Linked DNA regions of Homo sapiens: all the other regions are linked to region 2. A link is a contact called in ENCODE Hi-C data. All regions are on one chromosome and are shown on one strand. Each heading gives the region's core, a stretch centred on a gene start or an enhancer-like site at or near the end of the contact. The rest is flanking DNA. Distances are from core to core; before and after follow the strand shown. Region 1 holds the start of LINC01530 (long intergenic non-protein coding RNA 1530). Region 2 holds the start of ZNF225 (zinc finger protein 225). Region 3 holds the start of ZNF461 (zinc finger protein 461). Region 4 holds the start of ZFP14 (ZFP14 zinc finger protein). Region 5 holds the start of ZNF565 (zinc finger protein 565). Region 6 holds the start of ZNF567-DT (ZNF567 divergent transcript). Region 7 holds the start of ZNF850 (zinc finger protein 850).

Region 1 (4,055 bases), core at 815-3,314, 7.5 Mb before region 2:
TTTGCCTCCTGCTTAATATCTTCTGGGGAGGCCTCTTCACAGTCCTCATATCCTGCCCATCACCCCTCTTCTCATTCTGTTTGTGGGTGACTCTGAATCGCAATGTCCACCAGCCTGGCCCTCCAAATGCCCCACGGAAGATCCCATCTAGGCCTCTCATATCTCAGTGCCCAACTGACCAGCTCTCACACCCCAAGGCAGAAACTTACCTAACCAAGCTCCCCGTCTCCCGGAAGCAACACCACCTTTCACCCAGCTTCTCTATGGAAGACAACTCAGCTTTTTCAACCTCTGAATCTGCAGTCACCTAGTACTGGGGTTCACTTCCTGAGGTCCTTATCAGATCCAGTTGCATCCCTGTTTTAGTTACCTACTCACCTCAGCCAGATGAACTTCCCATTGGTTTTTCAACCCCTTGCATCTTTGGCCAGGCTGATCTCATTGCGCAAGACACTTCCCTAAACACTGTGGTAGACCTAACTCTTACCTTCAAGTCTCAGCTCAAACTTTCATTCATTCATTTAACAAATACCCACTGAGTGCCGCCTATGTACCCAGCATGCTCTAGGTACTGGGACACAGCAGTGAGCAAGATAGGAAAGGTTGCAGCTGTCAGGGCACTGATGTTCTAATGGAGGAACCAGGCCATGGATAAGGAAGTAAATGACTAAGATGCTTTCCAAATACGAGGGAATTATCTTTGGTGGTATGACTGGGGGGGGGGGAACAGGGAGGGGGTTCTTTAGGGTGGCTGGAGGCCTTTGAGCTGAGGCCAACAAAATGAGTAGACAGATATTGGGTCAGGGTGGGAAGAATGCTCCAAATTGAGTTAATAGCAAATGCAAAGGACATGAAGGGCAGGGCCTGGCTGTGTTCAGCCCATTGGAAAGTGTGTTGTGACTGAGGACGACCAGAAAGGACCAGAAGCTTAGAGGTTGGCAGGATAAGGAGCTTGGATTTTATTCTGAGATGGGAACCACTGGATGATTTTAAGCTGGGGGGCAGGGTAGTGACTGGTGACAGGATCTGATTTATATTTCCACAGGCTTCCTGGCACTGTGCCTGAATAGAGGGTGGAGTGTGGCAAGGGAAGAAACAGAACAGTGAGGAGGCCCCTGCAGTGATGCAGGTGAGGAGTAACGGTAGCTCGGAGCAGAATGGAGACAGTGGAAGTGGAGAGAAGTGGTTAGATTCTGGGCCTCTTCTGGAGATAGAGACGATGAGACTCACACAAGATTTGGTTGCGGGAGGGAAGCGGATGAGAGAAACAGAACACTGGCGACCATTCCAAGATTTTGGCTTGAGCACTTGGATGGACAGTTAGTGGGGAGGAGGCAGAAAGATTGTGAGAGGAGCAGGTTTAGGACAGGGAATCTGGGATTTCGTTTGGATGTGGTAGATTTGAGGTCCTTTGCTCTGTAAGGTCTTTCCTGAACCCTGGGCTGGGTCTAGCACCTCCTCTGTGTTCCCACAGCCTCCTGAGCACCCCCTGGGCCAGCCCTGACCACTCTGTGTTGTAACCAGGACAGAGGAGGGTGCACTCGCACTGCACCCAGGTTGAAGGGCGAGAGTGAGAAGGTGTCAGGCTGGGCCGCAGAATCCAAAGCGGGTCAGCAGGTACAACAGCTGCTTAGAGCACTCCCACCCGGAGAGAGGGATTGAGAGATCACGGAAAAGGGTGCCATCTTTCCAGGGACGCCTACCAGAACGCGGGGGAGAGAAATACAGAGACCCTCAACTCCGCCACGTCATCGCGACAAAGGGCCAGGACCGGCCGGCCGCGGGATGGGCGCTCACCTGGGCAGAACTGGAGCTGGAAGGGCCAACCTCCAAAGAAACGAGGAGCGGGCGGAAGGACTACGACTCCCGGAAGGCTTTGGGCCCATCCGCCTACGACTCCCAGGTGCCCCTGCGTTGCGTCGTCCCGAAACACTTGCGGCTCTCGGACAAACTGGGCCTACAGTTCCCAGAGATCCTCGCGGCAGCGCTGCGCATTCTGCGCACGCCTCCCAGAGTGTACTAGGCCGGTCCGGCCCGCTTCCCGTCTGCGCCTGCGCAAGCACAATAGCCGTGCCAGAATTCTCTGCCAGCTGCTGTGCACTGCTGTCAGTGCAAAGATGGGATGGACTTTTTTTTCAGATTTTCTGCTGTTGTGGGAGTATGGCAAGAGTTTGAGGGGGCGGAGAAAGAGATTGGGAATGTGAAAAGGGAAGATAGCACCTGCGCTAAGCACATTCCTAGGATTGGGCCGCGTCTCGGGGATGCAGAGTGGGCTCTTCGGCGCGCCCTGCAGCCATGGGAGTGGACGCCTGCCCAGGCCGAAGGGCAAGGACTTGCGGGGTGGGGTCTCTGTGCATGCGCGGAGCTGAAAGGGAGCGTTTTGCAGATCTCCACGCGTGCGCAACTCTCGGGACGTGGACGCGGTGAACAGTTACGCACAATCGTCTTTCTGACACAAACACACCCTGCCAGGTGGAAGCCAGGATGGAGGGCAGGTGAGACCCGTAAGGCAAGATCCCAAAACCAAGGAACGGAGCACTCTCCCCGCTTGCTCCCCAGATCCAAGCCCTCCACTTCCTTCCAATGCCCCCCTTCCCGAAACTGCTCCCTCCTGTATATTCTGAGATCTTATCACTATTCCCGTGAGGCCCTTGATAAGGAGGATTGAGAGTGAAGGGTGATGGGAGACACGCCTTGGGCGTCTTCTGTCCACCTCAAGGATTGAACTTTGGTAACTGGAACTCATTCATTTGTTAATCTGTGTGCTAGGCCCTTTGACCCGCTGGCCAGATGCACCGGGACACAGGTGTATTCAGCCTGGTCCAGAGATAAGGATGATAAATCTTAATGTAAAGGTATCAGATGTTAAGGGCTGCAGGAGCCCAGAGGTTACAAGTGCTGCAAGCCAGAACATGGGGAAACAACAGCAATTAAGCCGTTAGCTTGTGCCTTGGAGGGGTGTTTGCCCTGCACCCCACTCACTACCTGAAGATAAATGGCTTCTCCAACGTGTAGTGGGGTTGGGATGATGAGGATGACATCACTGCCAGGTGGGAGGCAGGAGCTGCAGGTCCTGACATGATGAGGCAGGTATGGGCCGCCCTGGGCTGAGGGGGACATGGGCTACCCTGGACTGGAGGGCTGGGCTGTGGCATGGGGACCCTGTCAGAGACAGGTGTTTGGCCTCCATGCCTTCCTGTGTCTCTGGAAGGGTGAAACTAAGCGGGATGCTCCTCTCCCAGCCCCACCTGCTTTTCAGAGGCTACCATATGCTGGAGGGGGAAGATCCTGGCCACAAGCAGAGGCCCTGGAGGTGAATCAGTGTTGGAAGTGGGGTGGTTGGTTCTGGGTCCTCCCTGAGGCTCACATGGCTGCCCCTCCCCATCCTCCAGGCCTCGCCTTCTGTCCCGGATCCGCCAATCCTCCGATCCCTGGATCCTCTGATGATGGCATCAACTGTCTGGGCTACAGGTTGCTCTCCAAAGAGTGGCTGCCCCTCTACACCAACCTCACTGTGGACATAACTTCCAAGCCTCAGGAGACCCAGTGCAAAGCTGAGGGGTATCTTATCTGGAAGCCAGAAAGAGCCCCTGAGGCCAAGGTCACAGGGAAGCCCTCCCACTCACCCCACCTGGTTTCTTTTAAAAGTAGAGTTTATTTTATCTCCTTTCTGCCATCCCTAATTCCTTCCTTCCATCTGTCCATCCATCTTCTTTCCCCTCCCTCCCTTCCTCCCTTCTCCTTCTCCTCCTCCCCACACCTGCTTCTTTTCTCTTTCTTTCAACTATGTCCAGAAGGTCCTTCTTAACAAACACTAATTAGTACAGGGAAAGGTCTCTTTAAGTGAATGCATTTAAAATAGGGAGTCCACCTTTGTGGTAAATAGTGTGCACGAGGTGAGTCTGGATCAGGACTTCACACTTGATAACGGAATTCAATTTCTCAAAATACCTTTATTTCAGATTTAATGAAATTCCATGTTTGTTGAATCATTAAGAACGAGCATTTGTGTTGTACTCATGGTGGACAGCCACCATTCTAATGCTTGACTTTAC
Region 2 (4,101 bases), core at 1,362-3,861:
TGTGCCTGTAGTCCCAGCTACTTGGGAGGCTGAAGCAGGAGAATCACTTGAACTCCGGAGGTGGAGGTTGCAATGAGCCAAAATCAGGCCACTGCACTCCAGCCTTGGCGACAGAACAAGTCTCCATAAAAGAAATTTTAACAGCAAGAGAGGCAAGCTCTACTCACCTTCAACGTGGTCATTTTTCCTCCTATTTCAGGGAATATTCAGAGTCCTGAGTGATACAGTCCAAGGGAAAGCAGAATCCTGCCTGGAAAGTACCAGGGAAGGCAGAAAAAGAGACATGAAAGTGTGGCCAGGGATGCCATCCACCAACACGAATGTGTATTGTAAATTAACACATGAATGTTCCCAACAGCATCATTCATAGTAACCCAAAACTGCACACCAACAAACTCCCTCCTATGCGTACATGGATAGACAAATTGTGGCCTATCCATACAATGGAATCTTATTTGGAAATTAAAAGGAATGAAGTACTGATTCATGCTACAACACGCATGAACTTTGGAAACATTATGCTAAGTGAAAGAAGCCAGTCACATAGGAAGGCCCACATATTGCATGATCCTATATCTATGAAATTCCAGAGTAGGCAAGTGTATATAACGAGAAAGTAGATAGGTGGTCTCTGCATATTTGAGGTGACAAAGAGGATTAACTATAAGTGAGCACAAGGAGGCTTAATGGGGGATGAAAATTATTTAAACTGAATTATGGTGATGTTTATTCCACTCCACAAAGTTCCTAAAAATCATTAAAGTGTACACACGAAATGGGTAGTTTCTATGATATGTAGAATACACCTCAATAAAGTTGGACAAAGCATTGGTAATTGTTCATCCACATGTCATTTAACTTAATAAGACTGGATTCTGGATCTACACTGATAGAATATTTATAGTTGAATGAATGAATAAGCAAATGAAGGAGAAGGGAGAGTTCACCTTTACAGTAGAATGTGCACTAATAAATGTATTTCTCCTTACAAAATTTTATTTAACTAAAAAATTAGGGAGTGTATATTGAGAGCAACTTGAATCTGTGTTCCTGGGGTAAAAAAAAAAATTCAAAATAATTTTACAATGCGGAAATCTGACAAACATGACTTTAGCCAAGTGAACAAAGTTGAGATCACCAATGAAGTGACAAACTGACATATGGCCCCTGTTATGTTGCAATAAGAAATTTACCACTTCAGGCTGGGCACGGTGGCTCATGCCTGTAATCCCACACTTTGGGAGGCCAAGGCGGTTGAATCACCTGAGGTCAGGAGTCTGAGACCAGCCTGGCCAACATGGTGAAATCCCTTCTCTACTAAAAATACAAAAATTAGCCGGATGTGGTGGCAGGCACCTGTAATCCCAGCTACTTGGGAGGCTGAGGCAGGAGAATAGCTTGAACCCAGGAGGTGGATGTTGCAATGAGCTGAGATCGTGCCATGCACTACAGCCTGGGCGACAAGAGCGAAACTCCGTCTCAAGAAAAAAAAAGAGAGAGAGAGATTTACCACTTCTGTGGTATTCCAGCAAAAAATGCATATTTTGAAGTTAAACGTGAAATACATCAGAAAAACTCCAAATGAACATCTTTGACCAAAATAACTTCATCTATACTCTTCAAAAATAACAAGGATAAAATACCAAGAAAAAACGATGAAAGCTATGCTATCTTTCAAGATTAAAGACTAGAAAAACATGACAACTGAAAGCAACACCCATGCCCGAAGACACATCCTATACACTCTCGGTTGGGGTGAGCATCTCTGTCAAAGAAAAAAGCCAAGGATCACTCACGTAGAGCTTTGCCCTCAGAAGCCAAGAAGTCCCTCCCTGCAGCTCTTTTGGAAAGGTCGGGCTGGGTAAGGAGAAGGCTGTGAAACACTCTGACCGTGGTCGCCGTGCCCCATAAAAGTTAAATGCTCCTCTCCCCTCCTGGAAGTGGATGCAACCCTCGCCTTCCTAAAAGAGAGGTCAGAAGGCGTCCGGGATCACCCAGCGTCTTGCAGGAATCAGGGAGAAGGGCCGGTGCCCCTGCAGCTGGAGTTTCACCCCACCCGGGGACCTGACAGGCTTCGTGGGAAATTAACAAGAGACCACCAGTCACCAAGTGACAGGGGCTGCTTTAAGGCTCTCATTTGTGTTACCGCTTTCAGTTCCCAAAACGATTCTATTAGGATGGTCCTAAACTCCCCATCTTAAAGAACTGTAACGGGAGACCCAAGGAGATTAAGTAACATCCCAGCGTTTTATCGCGAGGAAGTGGCCACGCGCGTGGGGTGCAGGGAGGCCGAGTGGGCGAGCTCAGAGCCCCGGAGACCCTAAAACCAGGCGAGACGCGACCCGACCAAGTCCCAAACACCCCGGGGACGCGAGGAGAGCCCCAAGCCCAAGAAGGCTCCACTGACGAGAACGAAAACAGCGGCCCCGCTCCGCCAAACCTCTGCTCTCCGACGAGGTTTCTTTTCCCCTAATTCGATCACCAGTTCGTTAAGGATCCAATGCGTAGGTCCAGGAAATTCAGAAGGGTCTCGCGGAACTGACCCAAACTACCAGGGACAAAACTGCAGCAACCTCACAGTAACGGAGCGGAAGTGGCCCGCTACTCCACTGAGTGTCTGGACTCCACTTCCCAGAATTCCTGAGACAAACTGACCGCGACGACCCCGAGCGTCTGGACTACACTTCCCAGAATTCCCTGGGATCCACCTGCCGGAGTCAAATTGACCGAGACTCCACTGAGCGTCTGGACTACATTTCCCAGAAATCCCCTGATTCGCCTGCCGGAGCCAAGCTGACCGCTACTCCACTGAGCGTCTGGACTACCATTCCCAGAATTGCTTGTATCCTCCTTCTGGAGCCAGTGTGTACGACTCCACAGAGCATTTGGATTACACTCCTCCGAATGCTGAAGGAAAAACGCTCAAAATCTCATTCTTCAGGGGGAAGCGTTGCCACTCCGAGGTGCCCACTGGGAACGAATCCCAAAGCCACGAGCGCCTGCCTAGTGGGGAATGTGAACTGTTATCCTGAGAGTCGTCCTTCTCTCTCCCTGGTCCAGGACAGAAAATACTGAATAGACAGGAATTTCTGAAGTCTAAACGCCTCCAATGATAACAGGAGTGTTATTGGAAAGGGAACAAGCGAGAAGACACAGTCTTCGAGGAGTTAAGTTTTGCTAATCTAATGGTAAGAAATGGTTTCTAAATGTAGTTTTAATTTGTATTTGTTCTTTTGTAAATAAAGTGGAACATCCGTGCATATTTTCCGTTGCCACTATTATAGTCTTTGTGAATTGGTCAAATAGTTTGCCCACATTTCTATTGAGTGTTTAGTTTTTTCCCCTCCGTTAAGTATTATTTACATACTCATATTAACATTGTATCAAATATTGCTCAACCAAAAAGCTTTTTTCCTTTGACTTGTTTTTCGCTATGCAAAACGTTTTTAACGTGGTCGTTTTATTATTTAAAAAATATTTTTGAGGTGTAATTCACAAAACAAAATTATTTTAAGGCACATAATTCAATGGCAATGGCATCTAGTACGAATACAGTGTTGTTAATATATACGAGTTAAGAAGCCATCACTTAGGCAGATAGGGTATGGGAGCCCTCGGTAAGGCTTTTCTTTTTAATGAAAAGCAGCCCCAAATTATTTCCCTTCCTAAGGAAGAGCAGCCTGTAAAATCCAGCTGCCGCAGACATAGATACCAGCAGTTGTGCCAATCATGTTAAAGATGGCGGCTCCATCTTCCCTTCTCTTTGTCAGCCACGTGCACAGTAAGAAGCTGGCAAGATGGGCCAATCAACTGGGAAGCCTATTTGCATAAGAAGATTAGGGTGGGGCGACCAGCCTTCCCCACGCACTATGTAAACGTCATAACTGATCGAACCAATCTATGACCCCTATGTAAATCAGACACTGCCTCCTCAAACTGGTCTGTAAAACTCAGCACATTCACTGCCAGCCGACCCTTTTCCGCTCGGAGACCCCTTCCTCTATGGAGGAACCCGTTTCTCTTTCTCTTCTTCCTATTAAACCTCCGCTCCTAAACTGAGGAGTTTTTGTGTGTCCGTGTCCTAAATTTTTCTGGCGCTTA
Region 3 (4,127 bases), core at 224-2,723, 7.4 Mb after region 2:
GCCGCATGAGCCCCACGCGGGCATATAGAACAGCCATTCTCAAAAAGCCTCAAAACCGTTTCACCACCCAGCGCGGTGGCTCACACCTGTCATCCAATACTTTGGCCACTGAGACGGGAGGATCGCTTGAGCCCAGGAGTTCGAGACCACCAGCCTGGGCAACATAGCGAGACCCTGTCTTTACCAAAAAAATAAAAATAAAATAAATCGTTTTGGCCTGACCCGGTGGCTCACGCCTGCTATCCCAGCACTTTGGGAGGTGGATGCGGGAGGAGCTGAGGAGGTGGAGACTGCAGTGAGCTAGGATCGCGCCACCGCAGTCAGCCTGGGCAACAGGGCATGAAGACCCTGTCTCAAAAAGAGGCCGGGCGCGGTGGCTCACGCCTGTAATCCAGCACTTTGGGAGGCCGAGGCGGGCGAATCACGAGGTCAGGAGATCGAGACCATCCTGGCTAACACGATGAAACCCCGTCTCTACTAAAAATACAAAAAATTAGCCGGGCGAGGTGGCGGGCGCCTGTAGTCCCAGCTACTCGGGAGGCTGAGGCAGGAGAATGGCGTGAACCCGGGAGGCGGAGCTTGCAGTGAGCCGAGATTGCGCCACTGCACTCCAGCCTGGGCGACAGCGAGACTCCGTCTCAAAAAAAAAAAAAGAAAAAAAAAAAGTTGAGTGAAATATATGACGTACAGTTTTTTGTTGTTGTTGTTGTTTGTTTTTTCTTGCCCGGGCAACAGGGCAAGAAGACTCTGTCTCTAAATAAATAAATAAATGGAGTCAAATATATGACATACAGTTTTGTTTGTTTGTTTGAGAAGGAGTTGCTCTGTCGCCCAGGCTGGAGTGCAATGGCGCGACCTCGGCTCACCGCAACCTCTGCCTCCCGGGTTCAAGCGATTCTCCTGCCTCAGCCTCCCGAGTAGCTGGGATTACAGGCATGCGCCATCACGCCCGGCTAATTTTGTATTTTTAGTAGAGACGGGGTTTCTCCATGTTGGTCAGGCTGGTCTCGGTGATCCGCCCGCCTTGGCGTGAGCCACCGCGCCCGGCCAAAAAAAAAATTTTTTTTTAAATCGTTTCACATACAAATCTCACGCGCTACACCCTCACCGTCAGTTCATATCCACCTTCTCCTCCGGAGTCACCTTCGGACACGCGCACAACAAAACACCTTTCTCACCACAACTCCACAAAGGGAAGCCGGGTTAGTCCGCGCCCGCCGAAAATTATCTTCAGCCACAGCCCGCGGAGGCCGCCTTGAGGGGTTCGGGGCAGCCACTGTGCCTATTCCGAAATCCGTCCTCAGCGGAACCCGAAGTCCAGAATCCGAAAACGAACATTAACAGGTTGGCGTCACTCCAGCCTCGGGTGAAACTGCGCAAGTGCATCCCGGAGCCCGGCGGAACACACCCGCTCCACCCCAGGCGCTCTCCCCTCGGACTGCATTTCCCAGAGGACACTGCTGTCCACAGCTACTTCCGGTAGGAGCCTCGCAGGAATGGTCTCCGGGTAGAGGCAGGTAAGGATGTCCCGGGCCGGTGGAGAAGGAAGAGCTGGGCGTGTGGCTTCGCTTGGAATCCGAATCAGAGCTTGGACCAGAGCCTTCCCTGAGAATGCTGAAGGTAAGAAATCCTGGCTCACCAGTGCCGCGGAAGGGAATGTCTATAGTTTTAGGCCTCTGAGTGCGGGATCAGCCCTTAGGTGGGTGTGTTTTGAATGCGTGAGGAAGTAGGGTTTCTCTTTGGGCTGTGTGTTACTGTTGGGACAGCGACCTGGTGCGTGGGTGTGCTTTAGTGACAGTGTGATTGTGTGCCTGATCATTTGTGTAAATGGGGTTTGTAGGTGACTGTGACCATGATTGTGAATGGCTATTTGTGTAAATCTCATTTATTTACGTGAAAGAAAAAGCACATTTACAGGCCGGGAGCGGTGGCTCACCCCTGTAATCCCAGCATTTTGGGAGCCCGAAGCGGGTGGATGCCCTGATGTCGGGAGTTCGATACCAGCCTGGCCAACGTGGAGAAACCCCACCTCTACTAAAAATACAAAATTAGCCGGGTATGGTGGTGCATGTCTGTAATTCCAGCTCCTTGGGAGGCTGAGGCAGGAGAATCGCTTGAACCCGGGAGGCGGAGGTTGCTGTGAGCCGAGATCGCGCCATTGCACTCCAACCTGGGCAACAAGAGTGAAACGAAACTGTCTCAAAAAAAAAAAAACAAAAAAACATTCACGTTATCCTCAGGCTCACACGATCAGGCAGAGAGCTTCCACTCCTCTCAGTCAACTCTGGTCTCTCACACACAGACACACGCACATTCACCTCACCCCGCTCCTGTGCACACATCTAAGGCTCAGGACGCCCCACTCCAGAGATCTGTCATTCATCCATCTCTCATCCTTTCCTGACTACTTGAGGAGTTAGCTGTAGATTTACACACACAACACAAGCGAAAATCACATTGCTACCCCGCATTTATCATTACAGCCTCAGAAAAACACCACATATGTAGTATGCTTATGTACCTATGTGTTTGATTTTTTTTTTCTGAGATTTGGCCACAATACACATTGTTCTGCAACTTCCTTTTTTTTTTTTTTTTTTTGAGACGAAGTTTCTCTCTTTCACCGTGGCTGGAGTGCGGTGGCGCGATCTCGGCTCACTGCAACCTCCGCCTTCGGGTTTTAAGCAGTTCTCCTGCCTCAGCCTCACGAGTAGCTGGGATTACAGGCATCCGCCACCACACCCAGCTAATTTTTGTATTTTTAGTAGAGACGGGATTTCACCATGTTGGCCAGGCTGGTCTTGAGCCCCTGACCTCGTGATCCGCCCGCATCTGCCTCCCAAAGTGTTGGGATTACAGGCGTGAGCCACCGCGCCCGGCCTCTGCAACTTCTTACTAAAAGATATTTATGTCCTTTTGTCTGTATTCAAAGACAAACTTAAGAATATTTTTCAGGATGTTTCCAGGTATGATTCTTCTTTAATTCTTACAGCACTGTACTTCAAACTAAAGACTCAAGAATTTATTTTGGTCTGCAAATTTTTGTTCTATTTATTTTTTCTCTTCCATCTGTGTTGTTTCAGCCTCTATTTTTGAAATTTCTGTTACACATACACTGGGTCTTTTGGGTCTGTTTTCTGTTTCCCTAATCTTTTCTCATAATGTTCATTACCTTTTCTTTTTCCTCTTAATTCAGTGAAAATCTACCCAGTGCAGTTCTCAGCACCCTGATCCTGGCTTCGATTTCATCATAGTATTGGGACAATGGGCTGGCCTAACTATCCCTTCTGCTGAAGGGCATGATCCTTGCTTTTCTTGAGTCTATCCTGCTGTAGCTGAGTTTCCTCATGGTTTTGAGTAAAGCTAGGATTTGTCCAAATTCCCACTAATAATTTATGTATGTATGTATCAGGTCTGGGAATAGGAGATATGAAGGGGGAAGAAAAATGTCATTCTGAATTAACATTTTGGGAGCTTAGAGGCAATAATCTCCTGTCTTTTTTTTAACTCCCCTCTCTCCCAGCAACACCTTCTTTGGATTGAGTTTCTTCCAGAGGGAACGAAGAAGAGGATTAAATAATACATTCAATTCTAAAATAAGACATGGCCCATGTAAGTTGGTTTTTTCTTGCTCCTAATTACAATACTTGATTTTTTGTTTGTTTGTTTTTGTTTTTTTTGTATAGGGCATGTGACTATTTGCTTTTTTTTTTTTTGAGACATAGCCTCGCTGTCTCCCAGGTGGGAAGGTTAGAGTGCAGTGGTGCGAACTTGGCTCACTGCAGCCTCCACCTCCCAGGTTCAGGCGATTCTCCCACTTCAGCCTCCCAAGTAGCTGGGACAACAGGCACGTGCCACCACACCCAGCTAATTTTTGTACTCTAAGTAGATACGGGGTTTTGCCAAGTTGGCCAGGCTGGTCTCAAACTCCTGGCCTCAAGTGATCTGCCCATCTGAGCTTCCCGAAGTGCTGGGATTACAGGCATGAGCCCCTGCGCCTGGCCTGCATTATTTATTCTGACATAGTTTCTTACCTGGGAATTATACAATAACTTACTAGTGAGTAAGTGACGGTGCCAGAATTTCAGGGCCTTCATTTTTGCTCCTCTCATCTCCAACTCATGTTC
Region 4 (3,803 bases), core at 834-3,333, 7.7 Mb after region 2:
AATTTAGCCCCTAGTGTCAGAAGGCCTCAAAACTTAGTCAAAACGAGGCCAGGTGTAGTGGCTCAAGCCTGTAATCCCAGCACTTTGGGAGGCTGAGGCAGGCGGATCACTTGAGGCCAGGAGTTTGAGACCAGCCTGGCCAACGTGGTGAAACCCCGTCTCCACTAAAAATACAAAAAATTAGCTGGGCGTGGTGGTGGGCACCTGTCATTTCAGCTACTCAGGAGGCTGAGGCAGGAGAATCCCTTGAACCTGGGAGGCTGAGGTTGCAGTGAGACAGTATTGTGCCACCACACTCCAGGTAGGGTGACAGAACAAGACTTTGTTTCAAAAAAAAAAAAACTTAGTCAAAACAGAGAATATGGAGGAGCTATTTTAATAATTCTTTTTATTGTTTTTTTAATGGAGTGTTGATTTCCTTACATAAATTTAATTGTAAACATGTACATAGGACCGTGATTTTGAATTAAAAAAATACTTTGGGCCTTCGGCCTTCTTAGTAGTTTTTTTTGTTTTGTTTTGTTTTCGTTTTTGTTTTGATACGGCGTCTTGCTCTGTCGCCCAGGCTGGAGTGCAGCTGCACGATCTTGGCTCACTGCAACCTCCGTCTCCCTGGTTCAAGCGATTCTTCTGCCTCAGCCTCCCGAGTAGCTGGGACTACAGGTGTGCGTCACCATGCCCAGCTAAATTTTTTTGTATTTTTAGTAGAGACGGGGTTTCACCATGTTGGCCAGGCTGGTCTCAAACCCCTGACCTCAGGTGATCCACCCGCCTCGGCCCCCCGAAAGTGATGGGATTATAGGCGTCAGCCACCGCGTCTGGCCACCTTCTTAGTAGTTATAAAGTAGCTCAGATTTTTCATTTATCTCCTATTTCATGCATATCCTATTGTTTGCAAAATGAAACCAGATTGCCGAGGCATTTTCAAATATCTTCTAAAGTTTTATATTCTTAAGGAAAGAACAAATTCTTTCATGTATTAACTAATATATCAAAGAATTTGGGATACAGAAGATGCCTCAGGGTGGTCCCTGGTGGGCTTATCCCATTTCTTTCCTGAAGGAACGCAGGACAGGACAAATTCAGTCTCATTGGAGACAGACCTCTCCAGTTAGTCTTTTTCTTTTGAAACGGAGTTTCGCTCTTGTTGCCCAAGCTGGGGTGCAATGGCGGATCTCAGCTCAATGCAACCTCCGCTTCCCGGGTTCAAGCGATTTTCCTGCCTCAGCCTCCTGAGTAGCTGGGATTACAGGCGCGCGCGACCACGCCCGGCTAATTTTTTGTATTTTTAGTAGAACAATACATTCACAACTGCAGGAGATACGAGACACACACACACACACACACACACACACACACACACACACACACAGAGACAGAGACAGAGTGGGAGAAAGGGAGAGGGCAGTGAGCACGAGCGACCTTTCTAGGTTTACGTCCTGCTCCAGGTTCTGGTGGGCTTTGAGAGTATTTTCATTGCATGCCTGATGTGTGCCCACACCTTGCTTGGGTGTATGCAGTGAGTAACTGGTAGGTGTTTAGTACACATATTAGGCATCTGCTGGTGCCAAAACTTCTTTCTAAATCCTCCGCGGCTGAGCCTGGTGGCTCACGCCTGTAGTCCCAGCACTTTGGGAGGCTCAGGCGGGAGGATCTTTTAAGCCCAGGAGTTCGACACCGGCTTGGGTAACATAGGGAGATCTGGTCTCTATAAAAACTTAAAAAATGAGTTGGGCGTGGTGGCGCGCGCCTGCAGTCCCAGCTACTCTGGAGGCTCGGGTGGGAGGGTCGCTTGAGCCCGGGAGGTCGCGGCTGCAGTGAGCTCTAATCACGCCACTGCACTCCAGCCTGGGCGACAGAGTAAGACCCTGTCTCAAGAAAATAAACAAATAAAAGTCTTCCTCAGCGACAAAAGCAAACGCAAGCCCGAGCTCGCCTCAGCCCCACGCAGCGCGGAGGGCCTTCCCGCCCCGAGCGCACCCGGGGCTCCGGCCCCCGCGCATGCGCACTCCGCGCAGCCCGTTGGGGCTGGAACCAGTCCCTCCCATCGGCGGACTACATTTCCCACAGGCCTCCGCTCGCAGTTCTTTCCGGCTTCGCTGCTGGTGTCGGCTCCGAGAGGTGAGTTGGTCGCTTGCACCGAGGCAATGGGCGCGGGGGTGGCGCGGGGGCGGCGCAGACCTCAGTGTGAGCCAGGAGGCAGTAGCTGTGGAGTTTGTGGCGCTGACTGGGCGCCGGGTGCCCTGTTGCGTCCTCTGCCTTCTCGCTTCAGAGCCGCCCAGGTCCAGCGGCCCGGAATGGCTCCGAGTTAGATACAGGAACCCCGGAGTGAATGAAGGCCCCCAAACAAAAAGACGCAGTCTGAAGAACTGCAGATTGCACAGCTTTACCCGAGCTCCCTCCCATGGAAACTGCGGGGAACTCGGAGACAGATCCCAGCCCCGTCTTCGTGTACCTGGCCTTTCGCTCTGATACGGGAAAGGGTCAGCTTTATTCCAGGCTCCCTGTTATTTCCATCGGGTTTTGCGCGCAGTAGACGGAGGGAGCAAGTGCGCTAGCGGGGGTGTGTCCTGCTCAGCCAAGGCCGGCTCCAGGAAAGGCCCGCGGTCTCAAGATTCCCGTCTCCTTTCCCAATCCTGCTGTTCTTTAGGAAGGCAGCGGGGAGAGGAGGAAATGATTGCTGTTGCATATAGACAAGTCAACATCCAGATGAGTTTGTGTTTCCGTTTTGTTCCATGAAGTGTAATTTTTATTTTTTCTGGGCGTGGGGGCATTTGCTTTCCTCTTCTGTGGAATGAAAATCAGCTCGGACTGAACAATGAAGCAGCTCTGTCATTAATCAGGCTAGGAAGGAAGAGACAGATAAAGCCAGTTGCAAAATTAATAGAAAACATGATTTCTCCCCAGGTGGTGCAGTAGTTGTAAAATGGCATAATGACTCCCTCTTTGAGAGATTACAGTTTTCTTACCAGTGATGTTCTAGACTTGCTTTGCTGTTTTCATTTTATTACTGGGGATACCCTCTTGATTACACTCATGATTGCATTCAATATCTCATTAATCCCTGCCTCTCCTAATCTCACCTCGGAAACAGCAGCCATTCCAGATTGCAGCTGTCATTAGATCCTCCTTAGAATCTTTCAGCTGGAACTCAACCGTTTACGAAAGAGCTTTTCTCGTCTCTCTCGTCCATTCTATTCCAACCCTTCCTGTGGAATTTTCTCCCTTTCTGCCAGTCAATAGATATGATTTTGTCAGACTATGCGGGCTTGTTCCAGTTAATCTTCAGCTAGTTAGACTTTAACCCCTGAAATGTCCTGTCCACTGACCTGGTGCTTTGGCCTTCCTTCCCAGTGAATGATGGGGTGATGAAGGTAGATTCCAATTCCTACCCCTTTCCAGTAGGTTTGTTTTGTTTTGTTTTTTTTTGTATTTTTTGAGATGGAGTCTGGGTCTGTTACCCAGGCTGGAGTGCAGTGGCACGATGTGCTCACTGAAACCTCCGCCTCCCGGGTTCAAGCAGGATTCTCCTGCTTCAGCCTGCCAAGTAGCTAGAACTACAGGGATGAGCCACCGCACCCGGCCTCCAGTAGGTATTGACATGAGCATTTGGCAGTAATTTAGTTTCTCTTATGAGCTGCCTCTTTCTAATCATTTGGATGGTCTGGAAGTAAACCTCCTGAAGAGAAGCTAACTGCAGAGCTTTATTTTGTTACTTAAGTTTTTTTTTTTTTTTTAGAGACAGGGTCTCACTCTGTCCCTCAGGCTGGAGTGCAGTGAAGTGATCTCGCTCCCTGCAGCCT
Region 5 (4,228 bases), core at 714-3,213, 7.9 Mb after region 2:
GGAGTGCAGTGGCGAGATCTGGGCTCACTGCAACCTCCGCCTCCCAGGTTCAAGCGATTTTCCTGCCTCAGCCTCCGCGGTAGCTCAGATTACAGGCGCCCGCCACCACGCCCGGCTAATTTTTGTATTTTTTTATTTTATTTTTTTTTAGTAGAGACAGGGTTTCACCATGTTGGCCAGGCTCCTCTCGAACTCCTGATCTCAGGTAATCCACCCATCTCGGCCTCCCAAAGTGCTAGGATTACAGGCATGAGCCACCGCACCCGACCAAGATCACAGTAAATTAATACATTCACTTAAGTTTGCGCACACTTCTTAATGTCACATGGTATATTTATTTGTTCACATTTGTTATGCCCCTTAGTAGTATTTTAAAGTTCTTTCCTAATAGTTCTGAACCTTTAAGTTTCTTCCACAATACTTTATCTTTTTACTGCTATTGTAAATATTAGTTTTCTTCAACTATGTATTCTAACTGATATTTGTAAATTAGAAGGCTATTTATTTATAGATATTAACTTGGTACCCAATTACTTTATTTAACTTTTTGTAATTTAAAACTATGTCAATGACGACAGCGGGGGCGGGGTGATTTCCTTAGAAAACGCATCTTTGGAGACGTCAGTAGCATTCTCCATTACTTCACAAAATCCATACAACCTGAGAACGCCTCGACTCATTAAGGAATTAAGACACCTAGGATTTAGTCCAGACTCATAGATAAACACTGCAACAATTAAGCTTTCTTCAAAAAATGAGGATAACTGTGCCTAACCTAAAACCGTTGACTCCCTCATCCTGGGCGCCGTTATATGGGATTGCTTCTCAAAGCGTACAATGCTGTTTAGTCTAGGGCTTTGCTTAACAGCCCTATTTAAGTACCCCAAAGATGGGGATTTGAATAGTCTGAAGTAGGCACCCCGAAACTAAAGTTCCTTCGAAACACTCTCGTTTAATTAAAAAAAAAAGTCACGGTGATTTGCATGCCACTCCAATTAAAAAGAAATGCTTTTATATAAAAACTCGTTTTAAAATTATTCACCACTTAGCTTTTCCACCCCTTCAATTTTCAAGTAAAAAAGACGCTCCAGGAAGATGGCACCGTTATAATTATCAGCACTTTCGACAAGGGAAGTGCAGCTCAAACGTTATACCTCAATGCTGGTCTCCTACATCTCCCTCTTAGGCACAATCACACACAATCCCGCACCCAGTTTCACATTCACTCAACAATCCCAAACATCAGGTCAAACTTTGAGGACAAACTCGGTCACACTCGCTCAAACCCGCCTCAGAGGCCCCCATCTCCGCCCCGCACGTAGGCCAGAAGCTCTTACACCCACTCCCTGCCCTCGCGCCGCGCCCCTAAAGATCAGGAATCCTCCCCTTTAACCTCCCCGGTCCGACCGACCCGAGACGCCCAGATCCCACCTCCTACTTTCGCGCCACGTGGACCCAGGGGCCGTACTGACCCGCGGACAAAGACCAAAATGTCCACTCGGTGCGCTGCGCTTGCGCACTCGGAGAGCGAGGAAGCACTCCCAGAAGTCTCCGCGACGCGGCCCGCCTCGGTCACCGCGGCCAGGCCCAGGCTGGTACTGAATTACCTTCTATTACCAGCAACGTCGCTTCTCAGGCCTTGGACTACATTTCCCTTGAGGCTTTACTGGTCGACTCTCTGTCTCCTCCCCTCCCCCCGCGAACTTGGCCGCCTCCTTCTGTGACGATGGAGCTCTTGAGGTAAGTAGTCCTTTAGCGTCAGATGACTTCAAGCTTGCTGGAAGGTCTGGAGTGGCGACGCCCTCTCCGAAGACTCGTGGGCGCAAAAATGTCAAAACGAGCCAGGCCCCGACTCAGAGATAAGAGAACGCCATTCTGTCCGTGGCCGATCTAGCTCTGGACTACAATTCCCAGAGCCCACAGCGGCCTGACGTTACGTCGTTCTTGACGTCGTGGCGAGCTAGTTAGCTCCGCAAGGACCCGGACGCGACCAGGGGAGGCAGAAGGTGAGGGGTCTGGGAGTCCTGGGCGGGGCCGGGGCGTGTCCGGAGCCTCGAATCTGTGCGCGCAGGCGGGAGCTGGCTGCGGATGCGCCGTTCTGAATGTGTCTTTGTGGCTGTGTGGCTGGGTGTGGGTGTCTGCAACTGTGCACGTGTAACCGCCTGTCTCCAGGGTGTCTGGTGGTTTTTGTGTAACCATGTGTGATAGAGAGTATCGGGGTGCAGGGTCCTTGTGACCGGGGGTGATACTGCGTGTGTCCCCGTTGTATATGTGGCCTGTTCGCCCTGTTCCTGGGGTGTGAGTACAGTTGTGACTGTGTGACCACTGCGGGTGTGCGGTTGTGATTCATGTCTCCAAGGTGTGTGCGTGGTTTTGGTTGTGTGACACTGTGGCCGTGTGCAATTGCCTGTGCCTGTGACTGTGTGGTGACGCCGCTTGTGTATTCCTGTATCCCTTGGTGTGTGTGTTTGTGTGTATGTGTGTGGTGCTGTGTATGCGGGAGTGGGGTGCCACTGCTTGTGTGGGTTGCTTGTGTGAGTGTGACTGTGTGTATGTCCACAGTGAAAGTTCAGTTGTGACTGGGTGCCGTAAAGTACCAGTGATGGCGTGTGTCCCCTGAGTGGGTGTGTGACTGTGACTATATGAGGCATTTGTGGGTGTTGGTGTGTGGGGCTTGTGACTATACGGGAGTAACTGTATCACAGTGGAGAGTAGATTGTGTGACTGGGTGTGTCTTAGCGGGTGTGTGATTGTGACTGGAAAGATATTGTGACTGGAAAGGTATAGAGGTGTCTGTGATTGTGTCCTGTGTCTCAGGAGTGGATGTAGGGCCGGGTGTGGTGGCTCACATCAGCCCTTTGGGAGGCCGAGGTGGGAGGATCACTTGAGCCCAGGAGTTCGAGACCAGCCTGGCCTGTACAAAAAAAAAAAAAAAAAATTAATGGCTGGCACGGTGGCTCACACCTGTAATCCCAGCACTTTGGGAGGCCGAGGCGGGTGGATCACCTGAGGTCAGGAGTTCTAGACCAGCCTGGCCAACACGATAAAACCCTGTCTCTACTAAAAATACAAAAATTAGCTGGGCGTGGTGGCAGGTGCCTGTAATCCCAGCTGCTCAGGGGGCTGAGGCAGGAGAATCGCTTGAACCCAGGAGGCAGAGGTTGCAGTGAGCCGAGATCGCGCCATCGCACTCCAGCCTGGGGGACAAGAGCGAGACTTCGTCTCAAAAACAAACAAACAAAAAATTAAAAATTATCTGAGTGTGGTGGCCCACACCTGTGGTCCCAGCTACCCGGGAAGCTGAGGTGGGAGGATCTCGAGCTTGAGAGGTCAAGGCTGCAGTGAGCCGTGTTTGAACCACTGCATTCCAGTCTAGGTGACAGAGCGAGACCCTGTCTCAAAAAAATAAAAGAGTGGATGTGTGGTTATGTTTGTGTGACACTGACTGTATGTGCAGCACCAAGTGTGCCAGTGACTCTAGTGCTTGACCCATGCAGAACCTTTGAAGTTAGGACAGATTCTGGCCCTGGACAGGAGTGACCTCAGCCTTCTGAGTGACACTGGATTTAGGCAGATGCCTGGTGTTCTGTGACCACACTTCCCTATATGGTAGGTAAGGAGGATGGTGGTTCAAAAATGACCTGGTTGTTCATGATTCCTTGCTCTTAACCCTTCTCCAAGAAAGGTGCCAAGTTCAAGTACATCAGGTTTTATTCTTATTTCTCTGAAATCCTTCTTGTTTTTCAGGACATGCTTTTCTTTCCTTCTTCTGAAACTTCAGAACCACCCCACCACCACCCTCACCCCTACCAAAGTAACCTGGTCTCCAGTATTTGCCATAGGAGTAATTTACTGCGTGCCTTGGAGATGGACTGAAAGGCCTATATCCTCCCTGCTCCCTGCATACCTAATGTTCTTTTAAATTTTTTTCTTTACTTTTCATTTTGAATTTAAGACTTTAAAATGTAGCAACAATAGAATTCCCATTTGCTCTTTTTTTTTTTTTGAGACGGAGTCCTGCTCTGTCACCCATGCTGGAGTGCAGTGCTGTGATCTCAGCTCACTGCAACCTCCACCTCGCAGGCTCAAGCGATTCTCCTGCGTCAGCCTCCTGAGAAGCTGAGATTACAGACAAATGCCATCGTGCCCAGCTGATTTTTTGTAATTTTAGTAGAGACGGGGGGAGGGGGGTTTCACCATGTTGGCCAGACTGGTCTCGAACTCCTGG
Region 6 (3,967 bases), core at 652-3,151, 7.4 Mb after region 2:
AGAAACTAATCATGTATCCTTTCACATTTCAGGCTTCCAGCAGAAGAAATTCATCCAGCAAAAAAAAAAATAAATACACACACACACACACACACACACACACACACACACACTCTCAAATAGGAATTTTGAGAGTGGCAGTTATGAGATAAAGTTTTTTTCTGTGTGGTCCCAGTGGTATTCTATTCATTTAAGCATATCAGTCATCAGTCAATACCAGGTTTCCCAATAAATGATCTTTTTTGGAAGGGAAGGGACGGAGTCTCGTTCTGTCGCCCAGGCTGGAGTGCAGTGGCGCGATCTTGGCTCACTGCAACTTCCACCTCCGAGTTCAAGCGATTCCCCTGCCTCAGCTCCCGAGTAGCTGGGGCTACAGGCATGCGCCATCATGCCCAGCTAATTTTTATATTTTTTAGTAGAGACGGGGTTTCACCATGCTGGTCAAACTCCTGACCTCAGGTGATCTGTCCGCCCCAGCCTCCCAAAGTGCTGGGATTGCAGGCGTGAGCCACCGCGCATGGGCCCAATCTTTTTTTTTTTTTTGAGACGGAGTCTTGCTCTGCCACCCAGGCTGGATTGCAGTGGCACGATCTCGGCTCACTGCAAGCTCCGCCTCCCGGGTTCACGCCATTCTCCTGACTCAGCCTCCCAAGTAGCTGGGACTACAGGCGCCCGCCACCACGCCCGGTTAATTTTTTGTATTTTTAGTAGAGACGGGGTTTCACCATGTTAACCAGGATGTTCTCGATCTCCTGACGTCGTGATCGGCCCGCCTCAGCCTTCCAAAGTGCTGGGATTACAGGCGTGAGCCACCGCGCCCGGCCCGCATGGGCCCAATCTTACCCTCTGAAAATTATTTTGCCTCTTCCTCTCCATTAAAAAAAAAAAATCACTACTTATTTTACTTGTCTAATTACCAGAGTCAAATTCTACAGGCATATATAAAATGCCCAATACTCATAAATCAATCTAAACAATGCATACTTTAGTCAACACTCGGTTTCTCAAGCACTCCACCTAAGTCACACAGTGTGCCACATTCACAGTCATCATAGGTCGTGTACACCAAATACTTTTAAAATTAGGCATATTCATAGCTGTATCACCCACTACATAGTCATAATCCCATAGGCCCCCACGTCGTGCACAATTTCACAGAACTTCTACAAAAAGTAACAACCTTTCACTCACAATGCCCTCACTGTCGCCTCTCCAGAGTCGGACACAGGCTCAAACACAAATCGACTCGCATCTAATTTAAATTAAAACTTAAGACACGCAGGGACCCTATCACTTTCATAAACAACCGGTTCCACAACGTCACACAGAATAACACATTCCCCTACCACAACACACAGGACAGGTACGAAAAGCCACACACACACACACGGAGCGCCTGTTGTGTGCCAGGCCGTGCTCCAGGAGCCAGGGGACGAAAATCAGACGAAATTCCTGCCACTGGGGAGCTCACCCCCCGCCTCGGGCAACCGGTTCCCTTCTTCAGGTGCTCCCGGGCCCGCGCTCTGGTTCCTGCTTCCCTCCCAGCCTTCTCTGAGGCCCGGACTCGCACTTTCCTCCAGCCAACTCCTCGTCCCAGGTTGCTCCTCTTCCCTTCTTGCTTTCCCCAGCCCAGGCTCCCGCCTCCCTCCTCAGCCTTCCTTACGGGTCACACCGTCACCCGCCTTCTCCGCGCCCGCGGGACCCACCAGCCTCACCTTCGGTTGCCGGCCGGGCGTCTGCGCATGCGCACTCCCACGCGGACGATGCCTCCCAGGTGTCTCCGCGGCGCGTTCCTGCTGTCCACCGGCTACGCGCGCCTTCTCCACATCCGGGCGTTTCCGGCCTTGGACTACATTTCCCACAGGCGCCCGGGCGGTTTTCGAACTTTGATCTCTGGTTCCCCTTCCAAATTCTCATAGTGCGTGGCTGGGATGAGGGCGGCGCTCACGGTGAGGAAGCCCCGAGCTCCCGGGACGCAGACAGGGTGTGCAGGGCCGTAGCTCGGGCCTGTGTATGCACCTGTGCGTGTGTGTTTGATGCCAGGACAAGGCGGCGGTGTGCGCGGCGAGGAGGCTGCGACAGGTGCGTGATTGTGTTCCTGTCCCTGCTCGGATGCGGGACCTTTGGGTGGCCGTGGTCGGCTGTCGGGTGTGTGACACTGTAGGGTTTGAGACCTTCCATCATGACAGTGCTGCTGTGGCCGTGTGATGGAAGAGCCTTTTAGGTCTGTGGTGTTGTGTGTGTAACGGGTAAAGCTTCATTTCTGCAGTGCTGTGTTTAATGTTGGGACTGAGGGGTCTGTCGAAGATCTCCCCAATGTGCCTGTGAGGACTATGATCCATGCCTATGTTAAGCAGAGTCATCTTGCAATGAAGCATGGCCCGCGTTGTCTTCTCAGGGCACACCTGTCCCCAGTTCTCAGCCTGGTGTTTGACACAGGGGATCCTGGCGGAGTGCCCACCTAAGCGGCAGTTTTAGACTCGATTGTTTCTTGGGCTCTGCATCTCTGAGTTCCCAGCTTCCTTTTTTCTCCCGCTTTATAGCTGTATAGACCCCAGCTGCAGTGAAATGGCCATCAAAAAGGGAAGGGATAATCGAGTGGTGGAATAAAATCTGCAAACAGAAAAAGGACAGACCTGTTTTCGGAACGAGGCTTTTCGAGTTGTAAGTGTCCCTTAAGCAGAGTTCTGGGAAGACGTCGTGGGGAGAACCTAGGAGTAGGATTCCTTCCTCAGAGGCTCTCCCTTGGGAACTCTCAGAGGTCAGGTTCCATGTGATCCACATCATTCCCAGAGCTGTCTCCGCAGGAGACTTAACGTGAATTTTGAGAAAGTCCCCAGTCCTGGATATCAGTGACCCTGGCCTTTCCCTTGAATACTAAGAAGGGTTAGCAGTACTCCCATCTCCCTTTTACTTCCATCTGAGTATGTTTATGGTAGATGATGAGAGCTCGTGTGGTGGCAATAATTTTTTCCAATTTAGCCAATCTGGGTTCCAAGAAAGGTCTGATGTCTCATGATTCCTTACCCCTTCTCCCTTGCCTTGAGGTTCTCTAAGAGCCCTGAGGAAAGGGAACCATTGCTGAGCATATCTGAAAACCAAGGTCAAGGAAGTTTTGTTGTATTTTCTATTTTTGTTCTCTTTGATTTTGTTTTTCAGCAAGGGAGTATTTTTTCTCCTCCTGAAATGCTAGTCAGTGGTTAGGTTACTATTAGGCAGGGCCTTGTGAGGTGCTTTGACCAATAGAATGTGGTGGAAGTGATATTGTGAGACTTCTGAGACAAAGCTTCAGGAAGTCTTGCAGCTTTTTCTCTTCCCCTTTTCCTGCCCTGAGACCACCATGACTGAAGGCTAAGAGCAACTTGCTTGCGCATTAAAGATCACTTGGAGAGAGAGGTCCAGTGAGCAACAACGGCCAGAAATTTCAGGGAGACCATCTTGAACCATCCAGCCTCCACCAGGCCAACAGCTGACAGCTGTCACATGAATATGATCAGCAGAAGAACCACTCAGGCAAGCCAAGCCCAAATTGCCAAGCCCCCCAAATAATAAGCTAATTGTTTTTTGTTTTAAGCCATAAACTTTTGAGGTGGTTATATAGCAATAAATAACTGAAACAGGTGTTTAACTTTCTAGACTTTTTAAATGACCATATTGATATAATTGTATTGTTCAACCTGTTTTGTAAAGTGATTTCTCTGATACAGTATCTTGAAAATATTCCTTAACTATTTTCTACAACTTTGCATTTGTCTATCTTAGTATTATATTACATGGATATGTGGTAACTTATTTAACTACTAACTTCCCTTTGCAATTCCTTTTCCTTGCTGTCTAGCTCCCATGTCTTGACCAACTTTGCATTCCCCTCCAGGACCTTATGGGCACATGGGTTCCTATCATTTCACGGGTATGTAGACTCAGGAATGTGGCATTGACTTCTGGGTGGAGTACAGATGACTGACAC
Region 7 (3,792 bases), core at 1,225-3,724, 7.3 Mb after region 2:
CCCACGAAGCAGTTAACTTGGTAGAGGCCAGCCGTTGTATGGAAGAGAAAGAGAGTCTCTTCAGGACAGGCAGTTTGGATCCTGCTAAACCAGAATAAAAAATCTAGAACATGGGCCGGGCGAGGTGGCTCACGCCTGTAATCCCAGCACTTTGGGAGGCCAAGGCGGGCGGATCACGAAGTCAGGAGATCGAGACCATCTTGGCTAATACGGTGAAACCCCGTCTCTACGAAAAATACAAAAAATTAGCCGGGCGTGGTGGCGGGCGCCTGTAGTCCCAGCTACTCAGGAGGCTGAGGCAGGAGAATGGCTTGAACCCGGGAGGCGGAGTTTGCAGTGAGCCGAGATCACGCCACTGCACTCCAGCCTGGGCGACAGAGCAAGACTCCGTCTCAAAAAAAAATAAATAAATAAAAATCTAGAACATGGATGTCCCCTTGCTTTAGCAGACCTAGCTGATCACACAAGGTCCTGTATTGTTAGGCTGCATCACAGGCCGCAAAGACCCAGGTATCTATCCAGTTGTTAGAAACCATCCTGAGAGTTAGATACCACTTTTCTGTTGGAAATACAGACCATTTCCTGAAGCCGTATGGTTGAGGTAAAACAGGCCTTTTGCAGTCTTATATTTTGAGTAAGGCCAAAACTGCCTAGTGTTACAAAACCAGACAAAAAGCCCAGGTACCCAGTCTTGCAGGATAGAAATGTGTGACTAAAATGAAGCATCGATCTGAGAAGACTACAAATGAGCGGGAAAGATTGGACAGGAGCATGCTATACATTATTTAGATTAATGTTGATATTTAAGGAGCCAGGATATTGGTTTGTTTTTGAGGGGTGCCCATCTACTTTATGTAAGAAGCTATAAACTACACTTCTTTCAGTTTCTGCTTAATCCTTGCTCAAACAAGGAATAATTTCTTATTCCAAAGTAGACATTGGTACATCTTTTACTAGGTACATAATTTGGGATGAAGTCTGATAAAGCTCCTTAGAAGTACTTACAGTACACCCTCACAAGGGTGTACCATCTACCCATGGTTTAAACAGAAATTAAAATTCTACCTTCGTGGAAAAATTTGCCAAGTTTTAATGGATTCAGTGCTCATTAAAAACTTTTAGCCTGTCTTGATCTTTAACATAATTATTGGTGTGAAACAATGGCTTCTGTGGAAAATTAAAGTTTTAGTGGTTTGCTATTTGTGAAATACAGGCTTTTTCATGTATCATATTAGCATATAAGCTGGCTTAATCATTAGTACTGATCTTCAAGTTACTAAGACACCAGATATTTGTTACTTTGTAATTTGAGTTTTTAAAAAAATTCCGAAATTGGCTTTTCGATGTGTGAAAAGGACTACTTATTAGATGCTTGTTTTTAAATTTACATTCAATTAATTAAAGCTAGACTCTTTATATTCTTAGGCTTGGTATACTATTTGTATGTTTTGTAGTAAGTGTATAAAAATAATACCTTTGACTTTGTATAAAAAAAATCTTTCTTGCTTTAAAAGCCATGTTGGATTTGCATTCTAGACCGTAATAAATATAACTACTTTAACATAAAAATCTATTTATGTTGTTTATCAGATATTAGGGGTTTTTTTCCCTCTCCTGTCAACCTCCAAATAAAATCGATGCTCCAGAATGATGCCCTCTTATCATAATTTTACAAATACCTGGCTCCAAGGTTACTACCTGATACAAAAATACAATGCTGGTCTCCCAAACAGGCAACTCACATTGACACTCACACAGCTTCCACTCACACCTGCGATCACAAGGCAGCATCTTCGGGCCCTCGTCGGCCACGATCCGCTCCCAGAGAGCATTCGCGCACAATCTTATCCCATCCACGATTTTGATTCCTTTTCTCCCACTTCTTCAACCCTATCCGGGACGAGACCATCAGGTCCCACCTCCACCTTCACCTTCATTTTCCGCGCAATGCAGACTGAGCCCTGGACTCACCCATATACAGATTGAATTGTCCGGTCAGTGTTTCATCCCCTCTGCATTCTGAGGGCGAGTTAGCATCTGGGTGCATGAGTTCCAAACTAACAGCCAGGACCAGGCTTGGAGCCAAGAATCCTTTGGCTCGCATCGTGGCTGGGTTGACCGCTTTTCTGCCCTGGACTACATTTCCCATCGGTTCTACCGTTCGGGGCTACTTCCGCCGAGAACCGGAAGCACGTTTTCCTGTGTCTTACCCCAGATAACAGAGCTGCCAGGGATAATCAGGCCTGACCACTCTAGCGGGCGAGCCGGCCCCATAGCGAGCCGCTCGGCATGAGGGCTCTGCGATCCTCGTTGGAGAGGAGCGGTAAAAGGAAACAAGCCAGGCTTGGAAATGAGAGGCATAGGGAAGCCCGCAGTCGGGCTCTGGACTACATTTCCCAGAGGATCCCGCAGGCCGACGCCACGTCTCGCGAGATTTTGGCTTCCTCTTAGCCAGGTGGCGGGACCGTTTGCTGTGCCGATTTAGCTGCCGCCGCGCCTTGGAGTCCTGAGGAACTTGGCTAGGCTGGCCCCGAGCGGAACCAGAGAATGCTGAGGGTGAGGAATCCGGCTCCGGTCCTTTTGTGTGTGGAGGGCTGAGGAGAGGAGTTTGCGTGTGTGATCGCGATGGCTGCCGTGGGTCTCCGTGGTCTGTGACTGTGGCTGTGTGGTGCTGACTCTGGGTGATCAGGTGGGCGCTTGTGACTGTGCGCGCCCGGAGTGGGTGTGTGTGTCCTGGACGACCCTCGTTGTGCGTGCGGATGTGAAGAACCGGTGACTGTGTGGTTGGACTGCGTGTCCCGGGGTGGGTGTGTGACTTTGCGTGTCTGTGCAGTACCTTGTGTGCGTGAGTTGCAGGTCTGTGGCTGTGCAAGTGCAACTTGTGTGGCCCCTTGGTGTATGTGAGAGAGGAGAGTGTGATTGGCTGTGAGGCAGTGGGTAAGTGGATATGCGGAGGCATGTGTGCGATTGGGACTTTGTGTGTCCCCTTGAGAGAAAAAACTCTTTAGGCAGTTAGGGTGGGACCTTGGTAAAAGTCCTTTAAACAGAGAAACAGCCTGAAAAATCAGGCTGCAGGCATACATAAGGAAAACTCCACAGGGGGGTTGTCCTGAAGACATTCCTCAGCTGCACTGATAAGGGACCGAGGCCCAACATAGAAACGCCTTTGTCCTTTGTGTGACCAGCGGGCTTCCACGAAATAGTCGCTTCTTTTGTGGGCATGTACACGGTGGGCTCTGTTAGATTTTGAAGGGAAGGCGAGGGTTAAAGAAAGAGAGAGAGTTGGCGGCTCTATGGCGGGGACCAACTAAATGCCAGAGCCCACTGCCGCTTCCAGGCTGGGGTAATTACAGGCCTGGGCAGGAGGGGTCTGGGCGGTATGGCTTGTTGCCTGGGAGAAAGTTGATAAGGATGTTTCTTGGGCTTTTGCCCAGCAGGATGTGATAAGGAAGTCAGGCGGTTGGGAAGGATGTTTCGCACAGCCCAAACCCGGGTGGAATGTTTCCCTCTGACCAGGGTCTGTGAAATGGTGGGGGCTTACGAAACGGTGCAGCTTGGACTAACAGGTTCCGGCGGCCACTTTCCTTTTTTGGACATGCTTTAGACTGTGAGCGCGGCCTCTTTGAATCATAACTTCACCCCCTCATTGGTCCCGGGCCAAGCTTTCACTTCAGCCCCTGATTGGTCCCGGGCCAAACTTTCACTTCAGCTCCTGATTGGTCCCGGCCCAAACTTTCACTTCAGCTCCTGATTGGTCCCGGGCCAAACTTTCACTTCAGCCCCTAATTGGTC

The links. A loop is a pair of places that touch in the nucleus more often than their neighbours do. Pooled maps may share reads with other maps.
Region 1: a pooled map shows a loop between it and region 2 (26-fold over the local background). The contact joins the promoter of LINC01530 here to the promoter of ZNF225 in region 2. A Hi-C loop is called at or near these places in 5 of 50 pooled maps.
Region 3: a loop to region 2 is called in a pooled map, with 8 times the contacts of the local background. The contact joins the promoter of ZNF461 here to the promoter of ZNF225 in region 2. A Hi-C loop is called at or near these places in 6 of 50 pooled maps.
Region 4: a pooled map shows a loop between it and region 2 (14-fold over the local background). The contact joins the promoter of ZFP14 here to the promoter of ZNF225 in region 2. A Hi-C loop is called at or near these places in 4 of 50 pooled maps.
Region 5: a loop to region 2 is called in a pooled map, with 6 times the contacts of the local background. The contact joins the promoter of ZNF565 here to the promoter of ZNF225 in region 2. A Hi-C loop is called at or near these places in 4 of 50 pooled maps.
Region 6: a pooled map shows a loop between it and region 2 (11-fold over the local background). The contact joins the promoter of ZNF567-DT here to the promoter of ZNF225 in region 2. A Hi-C loop is called at or near these places in 7 of 50 pooled maps.
Region 7: a pooled map shows a loop between it and region 2 (11-fold over the local background). The contact joins the promoter of ZNF850 here to the promoter of ZNF225 in region 2. A Hi-C loop is called at or near these places in 4 of 50 pooled maps.

Annotation. Positions count from the first base shown.
Region 1 is chr19:51,592,389-51,596,443 of GRCh38, reverse strand. LINC01530 (long intergenic non-protein coding RNA 1530) reads left to right here and starts at 2,064. Exons shown (of 2, transcript NR_034159.1): 1 at 2,064-2,495; 2 at 3,393-4,055. It overlaps ZNF175 (zinc finger protein 175), which reads right to left. Exons shown (of 5, transcript NM_007147.4): 5 at 3,934-4,055. RefSeq lists a silencer at 1,147-1,314 and enhancers at 1,397-1,446, 1,657-1,966, 1,713-2,348, 2,349-2,984, 2,985-3,620.
Region 2 is chr19:44,111,909-44,116,009 of GRCh38, reverse strand. ZNF225 (zinc finger protein 225) reads right to left here and starts at 2,611. Exons shown (of 5, transcript NM_013362.4): 1 at 2,441-2,611; 2 at 168-250. The coding sequence starts at 182. It overlaps ZNF225-AS1 (ZNF225 and ZNF224 antisense RNA 1), which reads left to right and starts at 2,827. Exons shown (of 2, transcript NR_033341.1): 1 at 2,827-3,188. RefSeq lists an enhancer at 2,158-2,857 and a silencer at 2,550-2,900.
Region 3 is chr19:36,664,183-36,668,309 of GRCh38, reverse strand. ZNF461 (zinc finger protein 461) reads left to right here and starts at 1,473. Exons shown (of 6, transcript NM_153257.5): 1 at 1,473-1,620; 2 at 3,524-3,612. The coding sequence starts at 3,604. It also overlaps a transcript of ZNF567 not described here. RefSeq lists an enhancer at 1,167-1,296.
Region 4 is chr19:36,377,481-36,381,283 of GRCh38, reverse strand. It overlaps ZFP14 (ZFP14 zinc finger protein), which reads left to right and starts at 2,083. Exons shown (of 5, transcript NM_020917.3): 1 at 2,083-2,121. RefSeq lists a silencer at 1,887-1,976.
Region 5 is chr19:36,212,400-36,216,627 of GRCh38, reverse strand. It overlaps ZNF565 (zinc finger protein 565), which reads left to right and starts at 1,963. Exons shown (of 5, transcript NM_152477.5): 1 at 1,963-2,006. ZNF146 (zinc finger protein 146) reads right to left here and starts at 1,522. Exons shown (of 4, transcript NM_007145.3): 1 at 1,432-1,522. RefSeq lists enhancers at 1,279-1,468, 1,579-2,008.
Region 6 is chr19:36,685,383-36,689,349 of GRCh38, reverse strand. It overlaps ZNF567-DT (ZNF567 divergent transcript), which reads left to right and starts at 1,901. Exons shown (of 4, transcript NR_110708.1): 1 at 1,901-2,082; 2 at 2,544-2,664; 3 at 3,335-3,513; 4 at 3,839-3,911. ZNF567 (zinc finger protein 567) reads right to left here and starts at 1,738. Exons shown (of 6, transcript NM_001322917.1): 1 at 1,716-1,738. RefSeq lists enhancers at 682-1,321, 1,882-1,931 and a silencer at 1,622-1,681.
Region 7 is chr19:36,771,489-36,775,280 of GRCh38, reverse strand. It overlaps ZNF850 (zinc finger protein 850), which reads left to right and starts at 2,474. Exons shown (of 5, transcript NM_001193552.2): 1 at 2,474-2,556. It overlaps LOC728485 (a long non-coding RNA gene), which reads right to left and starts at 2,128. Exons shown (of 2, transcript NR_164117.1): 1 at 1,772-2,128. RefSeq lists enhancers at 2,214-2,373, 2,514-2,653 and a silencer at 2,640-2,934.